Regions from separate parts of the Homo sapiens genome. Here region 2 is linked to region 1. Evidence: read pairs that join two places in POLR2A ChIA-PET (ENCODE). Cell type or tissue: GM12878. All regions are shown on one strand.

Region 1 (4,000 bases):
ATGACTTCCTGCTGTACCTGGACCCTCACTACTGCCAGCCCACTGTGGATGTCAGCCAGGCCGACTTCCCCCTGGAGGTGAGTGGGAGCCCCAGTGTGTGGTTGGGGCCATGGCGGGTGGGCAGCCCAGCCTCTGAGCCTTCCTCGTCTGTCTGCCCCAGTCCTTCCACTGCACCTCGCCCCGCAAGATGGCCTTTGCCAAGATGGACCCAAGCTGTACCGTGGGCTTCTATGCTGGAGACAGGAAGGAGTTTGAGACACTCTGCTCAGAGCTGACCAGGGTGAGCAAGAGGAAAGCTGGAGTGGGGTGAGGGGGGCGGTTGGGCAGGGCTGGGGGTGAAAGAGGAACAGAGGCCTCGAGTCCAGCAGAGCTGGGGTGCTGCTTCCAGGCTAGGGGTCCTAACCTGGGAAATGTGAAGAATGTCCACCCCTGAAAAGGTGGGAACGCCAAAGCCCACTGTTAAGGCATCATCCCTTGGAGGCAGCTGTATCCAGGGGCTCAAGTGGTGGGAACCCTCCCTGTCTCTTGGCCCTGCTGTCCGACCAGGACTCTACCCTTATGGGGGCGAGAGATGGCCACCAGCCATTCTGGGCACCCACCCTGTGGTCACTGGAAGGGAAACGCAGGTTTTGCAGCAAAAATCCCAGGACTGTCAGTCTTTGGCTGAGCTGGGTCACATGCTCATGGCTGAGCCAATCACTGTGGCCAGGGGATGGAAGGTGCTGATTGGCTGCTCTCTCCTGGAGAGGTGGTCCTGAGAAGCACCTACTAAATAAACCTGGGCTAAGGAATATGGCTTGGCACTGTTTGTGGCTGACCCTGTCTCCCTCTTCCCGCCAGGTCCTCAGCTCCTCCTCAGCCACAGAGCGGTACCCCATGTTCACCCTGGCCGAGGGCCATGCTCAGGACCACAGCCTGGACGACCTCTGCTCCCAGCTCGCCCAGCCCACACTCCGGCTCCCTCGCACAGGGCGGCTCCTCAGGGCCAAACGCCCCAGCTCTGAGGACTTTGTGTTTTTATAAAGGGAGGGGATGAGGGGAAAGATACAACACTATTTATTTTTTTATTTATGTCATGTCGGGTGTGGGATCTTGAGCTCTGGCAGTGATGATGGTACTTCCTGTTGTCAGCCCCTCAAGCCCAGCTGCAACCAGTCTGGGGCCATTCAGCCAGGGACAGAGCCCACAGAGCCCATACACCTGTCTCCCACCAGCGGGGCCCTCCTGGCAGGGTAGGGAAGGAGGACCCCGGGCACCCCCCTCAGGGCCTGACTCACGTACTGTAGTTTGCACTGGACGCCCGGGCCCTCCCTGTCCCAAAGCCCCCTTGGGGGAACTGTGGCTGCTGGGGGCCAATAAAGCTGTGTAACTTGATCGTGGGTGTGGCTGGGCGCAGCGTTCTGAGGGGATGTGGGGTCTGGGAGGTGTCTCGAGGTGAGAGCTCCAAGTCACGGGAAGTTTAAGTCAGCCTCAGTTTCCACATCCATAAAATGGGACGACTTCCTTACCCACAGCTACACGTGTTTTTTAATTTTTTTTTTTTTTTCAAGAGACAGGGTCTTGCTTTGTTGCCCAGGCTGGAGTGCAGTGGTGCAATCATAGCTCTCTGTAGCCTCAAACTCATGGCCTTAAGTGATCTTCCTTCCCCAGCCTCCTGAGTAGCTGGGACTACAGGCATGTGTCACCACATTTTGTAGAGATGGAGTCTCGCTAAGTTGCCCACGCTGGTCTCCAATTCCTGGGCTCAAGTGATCCTTTCACCTCGGCCTCCCAAAGTGCTGGGATTACAGGCGTGCCTGGCCACAGATGAGAGGATCTCTGCAGCAGATAGTACTTGTGGGTGCGAGACCTGTCCAGGGCTTGATTTGAGGAGAGGAGCCTGAGGCCCCTGCCTGCTCCCTGGTGCTCAGGAGCTGTTCTTGGGCCCCTGTTGTTTCCTCCGCTGCCGGCCCAGCTGGCGGAAGTGCAGCCGTTTGGGGTTGAGGCCAAAGGCCTGCAGTCTCTGGCGGCTGAACTCGCATCCACCAAGCATCACAGTGGGGCCCAGCAGCCGTGCCTTCTTGGCCCTCCTCCGCTTCTGGGGGGCTGGCTTCTTGTGGGGTGATACAGGGGCTTCCTCTTCCTGTGCTGGGGGACTCTCCGGCCCCATCAAGCTGCCATCAAGGGCTGGCAGCTGCCTCTGTGGGCCGGCTTCATCTCTCTGTGGCTTCCCTGTGGCTTCCGCAGGTGTCTCTGCCCTGAGGGAGAAAAGTCAGGGCTCAGCCCAGGCCTGTCAAGATCAGGCCCATTCTTGAGCACGCATGCCCCATTTTACAGACAGGGAAAGGAGGGGCATAGTGAAGCAGCCGCACAGCGACCGAGGGCCTGCCTGGGATTCAGACCTGGGTTTCAGGCCAAAGCCAGCGCTTTTCTACGGAACCCAAAGACTAGATTGTGAGGCTGAGGATTCTGGTATTTGTGCCTGGGCCTGCCCTAAGCTAGTCACATCAATTAACTCATTTTAGCCTTTTTCTTCCTTAGAGACAAGGTCTTGCTGTGTCGCCCAGGCTGGAGTGCAGTCGCGTTACCATAGGTCACTGCAGCCTCCAACTCCTGGGCTCAAGCGATCTTCTCGCTTGAGTCTCCCAAAGTGCTGGGATTATAGGTTGGAGCACACACCTGGCCTCATTTTAGCTCTAAATAAACTGTGTGCATCTATCACCCCTGCCTTCTAGACTGGGCGAAAGCAATCCTAATAACAGCTAAGACCTATGGGGCATTTACCATATCTTAATCACTTTACGAGAATTAACTCATTTCATCCTCTGCAACTTGATAAGGCAGAACCGTCTCTATCTCCATCTTATGAGAAAGAGGCCCAGAGAGGGGTAGCGACTTGCCCAAGGTCACACAACGTTGGTGCCCATATAGGATTCGAACCCAGGTCTCAGAGCGGGGGGCGCTGCATTCCCAAAGTCATGCAACAAGAGGTTGACGGAGCCAAGACTCAAGCCTGGGCCTGACAGGCTCCCCACCCACGCTTCCCCAGCCAGCACTGCTTACTCTTCTCGGCAGAGTGACTTGAAGACCTGCCGCTTTTTCCATGAGTTCTGGGCCTTCTGGCTGTACGCCCGCTTGTCCCGCAGCTCCTCCTGCTCTGACCTGCAGACAGATGCCCCTGTGTTGGGTGCTCTGGGAAGTGCCCGAGGCTGCCCGCCCTGCCCCCTGCGCATGTGGCCCCGCCGCGCCCCGCCCCATCACCTGTACATGCAGGTCTTCTTTAGGGAGCACCACCGGTTCAGCTCCTTATCGTCAGCAGCGAGGATCTGCGTGGGAAGGGAGAGTGGGGACCTGCTGTGATATTGCCCAGGCGGGGCCTTCCCTGAGCCTAAGTCATGTCATTAGTCAAAACGGTAATGCCGCTACCACCCAGCAGGGTTGCCATGATGGCCAGAGACAGCTGATCTCTACAGAGGCCAATGATTTTTGTAGAGGTCAGCAGATGGGGTAACTGAGGCTCAGAGAACGGATCCTTGCCCTAGGCCAGATGGCTGGGAAGTTGGCTGAATTGATTCCAGTTTGAGCCTCAGGGCCCTTGAGCTGTCACCCATACCCGGCCATCCCCAAAGCCTCAGAACGGGCAGGGGTCGCTGCCAACCACCAGGCTTCCTAATTACATATGAAACTGTCATTCCCAGCCTCTAGGCCTGTTTCCAAACCTACTGGAAGGCCATCAGAAAGAGGAAGTGATTGAATGCCGATGGTATAAGCTTAGTACACATCGGCTATTTTTACTGACCATGAAAATGGTCGTGCACCTTCAGCCGTCATCAGTCAGGCATAGTAGGTACCCACAGCCTGCCAGGTGCCACACACTTTGGTCTCATTTCTGTTCCTTCCATAGTCACCAAAGTTGGGGTGCTATCAATTATTGTCTCACTTTACAGATGGGGAGTTGAGGCACAGATAGGGGAATCATTTGTCCAAAGACTCAGCTGGTGAGCAGCCAAGCCAGGGCTTG
Region 2 (4,000 bases), 93 kb after region 1:
TCAGGTGATCCTCCCATCTTAGCCTCCCGAGTAGCTGGGACTACAGGTACACACCACCACACCTGACTAATTTTTGTATTTTTTGTAGAGATTGATTTTTACCATATTGCCCATGCTGGTTTTTTTTGTTTGTTTGTTTGTTTTTTGAGACAGAGTCTCCCTTTGTGGCCCAGGCCACAGTGCATAGTGCCACAGTGCAGTGGCACAGTCTCAGCTCACTAAACCTCCTGGATTCAAGTGATTCTCGTGCCTCAGCCTCCTGAGTAGCTGGGATTACAGGCGCGTACCACCACATCCAGCTAATTTTTGTAGTTTTAGTAGAGACGGGGTTTCACCATGTTGGCTAGCCTGGTCTCAAACTCCTGACCTCATGTGATCCACCTGCCTCGGCCTCCCAAAGTGCTGGGATTACAGGCATGAGCCACCAAGCCTGGCCAGCATTTTTGTTTGTTTGTTTCCAAGAAGGCATTTGAACCCAGGTCTTGGCTCCAGAGTCCTCAAGTTCTACCCTATGCTGGCACTGACCCCTTCCTCGATGCCTTTGTTTCCCTGGATCCTTTGAATCTGGCATTTTATTCAGCCCCAGCTCCTGTTACCATGCCCACCTAAAAAATAGCTCCTGGCGGCCGGGTGCGGTGGCTCATGCCTGTAATCCCAGCACTTTGGGAGGCTGAGGCGGGTGAATCATGAGGTCAGGAGTTTGAGACCAGCCTGGCCAACATGGTGAAAACCTGCTGCTACTAAAAATACAAAAATTAGCCAGGCATGGTGGCACATGCCTGTAATCCCAGCTACTCGGGAGGCTGAGGCAGGAGAATCGCTTGAACCCAGGAGGCAGAGGTTGTGGTGAACCAAGATGACACCATTGCACTCCAGCCTGGGCAACAGAGCAAAACTCTGTCTCAGAAAAAAAAAGAAAGAAAGAAAAAGATTTGTGGTACGATACATATAGCATAAAATTTGCCATCTCCATCTCTTTCTTATTTATTAAGCCACTGGGTCTCACTATGTTACCTGGGCTGGCCTTGAGCTCCCGGACTGAAGGGATCATCCCGCCTCAGCCTCCCAAGTAGCTGGGATGACAGGCACTCGCCACTGTGCCTGGTTTATGTTTAATTTTTTGAGGAACCACCATAGTGTTTTCTGGCTTCATGCTTTGGCTCCACTTCTGGGTTGGCTTCACTCTCTGCCAAGTTCCTTTATCTGGGTATATTCCCTGCCTCCAACCACACTGTGCTGTGATAGTTAATTTTAGGTGTGAACTTGGCTGGATTAGAAAATACTCAGATTTGAGCTGTGATGTGGTAAAAATAAGACAAAGAAAAAAAAAAAAACAGTGGCTGGGCTCCGTGGCTCACGCCTGCAATCAGCACTTTGGGAGGCCGAGGTGGGCAGATCGCTTGAGCTTGAATTCGAGACCAGCCTGGGCAACATGTGGAAAGCTTGTCTCAACAAAAACTATGAAAATTAGCAGGGTGTGGTGGTCATGCACATGTTGTCCCAGCTACTCAGTAGGATGAAGTGAGAAGGTCACTTTAGCTCAGGGGGTGGAGGGTGCAGTGAGCTGAGATCACACTACTGTGCTCCAGCCTGAGCGACAGAGCAACACGTCTGATAAAGCATTATTTCTGGGTGAGCGCCATCCAACTTGCTGGGGCTCCGACAGAACAGAAAAAGGAGAGAAAGCATTTTCCTCCTCAGAACTGGGACACTCTTCTCCTCCTGTCTTGACACTCCAAGACTTATACCAGTGATCCCTGGTTCTCAGGCCTTCGGCCTTGGACTGGGAATTACACCATTGGTGTCCCTGGCTCTGAAGCTTTAGGATTCAGACTGAGCCTCGCTACTGGCTTTGCAGGGTCTTCAGCTACTGGAGCTGCTGGCTTTTCAGGGTCTGCAGTCAATGCATGTGGTAGGACATCTCAGCCTCCATGATCACATGAGCCAATTATTCTGCTAAATCCCCTCTCATCTACCTACCTCCTATTAGCTTTCTCGGAGAAACCTAGTAATACACACATCATACATTTTCCTGGCCTTTTTTTTTTTTTTTTTTTTTTTTTGAGATGGAGTCTTGCTCTGTCACTCAGGCTGGAGTGCAGTGGCACGATCTAGGCTCACTGCAAGCTCCGCCTCCCGGGTTCACGCCATTCTCCTGCCTCAGCTCCTGAGTAGCTGGGACTACAGCTGCCCGCCACCACCCCCGGCTAATTTTTTTGTATTTTTCGTAGAGACAGGGTTTTACCATGTTAGCCAGGATGGTCTCGATCTCCTGACCTCATGATCCGCCTGCCTTGGCCTCCCAACGTGCTGGGATTACAGGCATGAGCCACCGCACGCAGCTACATTTTCCTGGCTTTAAGATGAGAAGTCTTCTCTTTTTTTGAGACGGAGTCTCGCTCTGTCGCCCAGCCTGGAGTGCAGTGGCATGATCTTGGCTCACTGCAACCTCCGCTTCCTGGGTTCAAGCAATTCTCTGCCTCAGCCTCCCGAGTAGCTGGGATTACAGGAGCCCGCCACCATGCCCGGCTAATTTTTGTATTTTTAGTAGAGATGGAGTTTCACCATCTTGGCCAGGCTGCTCTTGAACTCTTGAACTCTTGATCCACCCACCTCGGCCTCCCAAAGTGTTGGGATTAGAGGGCCAGAAAAGTCTTTTCTTGCTCCTAAGTCTCAGGCCTGGAGCTCACTGACTCTGACCAGCCTGATTATGATCATTTACTCATTGTAAATCATTGAGTCAATCATTGTAGTCAAGGTGTGGGCCTAGTTTGGGAGTCAGGCAGCAGGGACCTGCCATCTAGACTACAGTTTGATCAAGGGAGAGGAATGGTTCCCCAACAACTGTGGTCATCCCACAGTGTCCATCCCAGAGTGGTCACCCATGTCCACCCTGGGGGGGGGCAAGAAGGGAACAGGCATAGGACAAAAAGCTTTCGAGAGGGAAGTTAACTGGGTGTGATTGGGAGAGTGGGTGGAATCTTTCAAGATGAGGAAGACAATGAATAGAGAGGCTGTAAGGACAGCAGAGTCACTGAGAGTGACAGGACCTGTCTAGACTGACAGATTACAAGAGGGGGATGACCTCAATCTTCAACCAATGAGTGGGAGGGAGGGAAGAGAGAAGGAATAGCCAGATGACAGATGATGTCACTAAGGCAAGGAGGAGAGAATGGTGTTGTATACAGGGTTTGTGACCACTGAGTGGTGGAAGGACAAGGGCAGAGGTGCGAGGTCGGGTCAGGGTAGCAGTTCAGCAAGACAGGGCAGATGGCATCTTGTGTCTTCCATCCTTTACGGTGACCAGGGACTAGGAACCTGATGGATGGGGTTTATTGGAAAGTTGGGCTGAAAACTTTTTACTTCAAAAAATTTTTTTCTTTTTCCTTTTTTTTTTTTTTTGAGACGAAGTCTCACTCTTGTCCCCCAGTCTGGAGTGCAATGGTGCAATCTCAGCTCACTGCAACCTCCGCTTCCTGGGTTCAAGTGATTCTCCTGCCTCAGCCTCCCGAGTAGCTGGGATTACAGGTGCGTACCACCACGCCCAGCTAATTTTTTATATTTTAAGGAGAGATGGGGTTTCACCATGTTGGCCAGGCTGGTCTCGAACTCCTGACCTCAAGTGATCCACCCGCCTCGGCCTCCCAAAGTGCTAGGATTAGAGGGTGAACCACCACACCTGGCCCTTTCTTTTTTTTTTTAGACACAGTCTCCCTGTCACCCAGGCTGGACTGTAGTGGCTTGATCTCGGCTCACTGCAACCTCCACCTCCCAGGTTCAAGCGATTCTCGTGCCTCAGCCTCCCGAGTAGCTGGAATTACAGATGCCAGCCATCATGCCCAGCTACTTTTTGTACTTTTAGTAAAGACAGAGTTTCACCATGTTGGCCAGGGTGGTCTTGAACTCCTGACCTCAAGTGATCCACCAATCTCGGCCTCCCAATGTGCTAGGATTACAAGTATGAGCCACTGCCCCCAGCCTTCTTTTTGTTTTTATTCTT

Evidence for each region. Peaks named below come from ENCODE experiments on the same cell type or tissue, not always from the same donor. Only the 100,000 strongest peaks of a DNase experiment are listed, where the experiment ranks them.
Region 2: POLR2A ChIA-PET joins it to region 1 with 5 read pairs; 17 of 35 experiments call an interaction of 5 or more read pairs at or near these places.

What each region holds. Positions count from the first base shown.
Region 1 is chr19:10,552,045-10,556,044 of GRCh38, forward strand. ATG4D (autophagy related 4D cysteine peptidase) reads left to right here. Exons shown (of 10, transcript NM_032885.6): 8 at 1-77; 9 at 161-280; 10 at 841-1,374. The coding sequence ends at 1,023. It overlaps KRI1 (KRI1 homolog), which reads right to left. Exons shown (of 19, transcript NM_023008.5): 17 at 3,241-3,305; 18 at 3,043-3,141; 19 at 1,041-2,237. The coding sequence ends at 1,907. MIR1238 (microRNA 1238) reads left to right here and starts at 78; the gene lies at 78-160. RefSeq lists enhancers at 2,036-2,205, 2,226-2,275, 2,306-2,385. In GM12878, no CTCF peak of the experiment used is centred here; a DNase peak (open chromatin) is centred at 2,183; H3K27ac peaks cover 2,189 bases.
Region 2 is chr19:10,645,439-10,649,438 of GRCh38, forward strand. No RefSeq gene overlaps it. Among named protein-coding and RNA genes, the nearest start is that of ILF3-DT, 6.4 kb to the right of the region's middle. In GM12878, no CTCF peak of the experiment used is centred here; no DNase peak of the experiment used is centred here.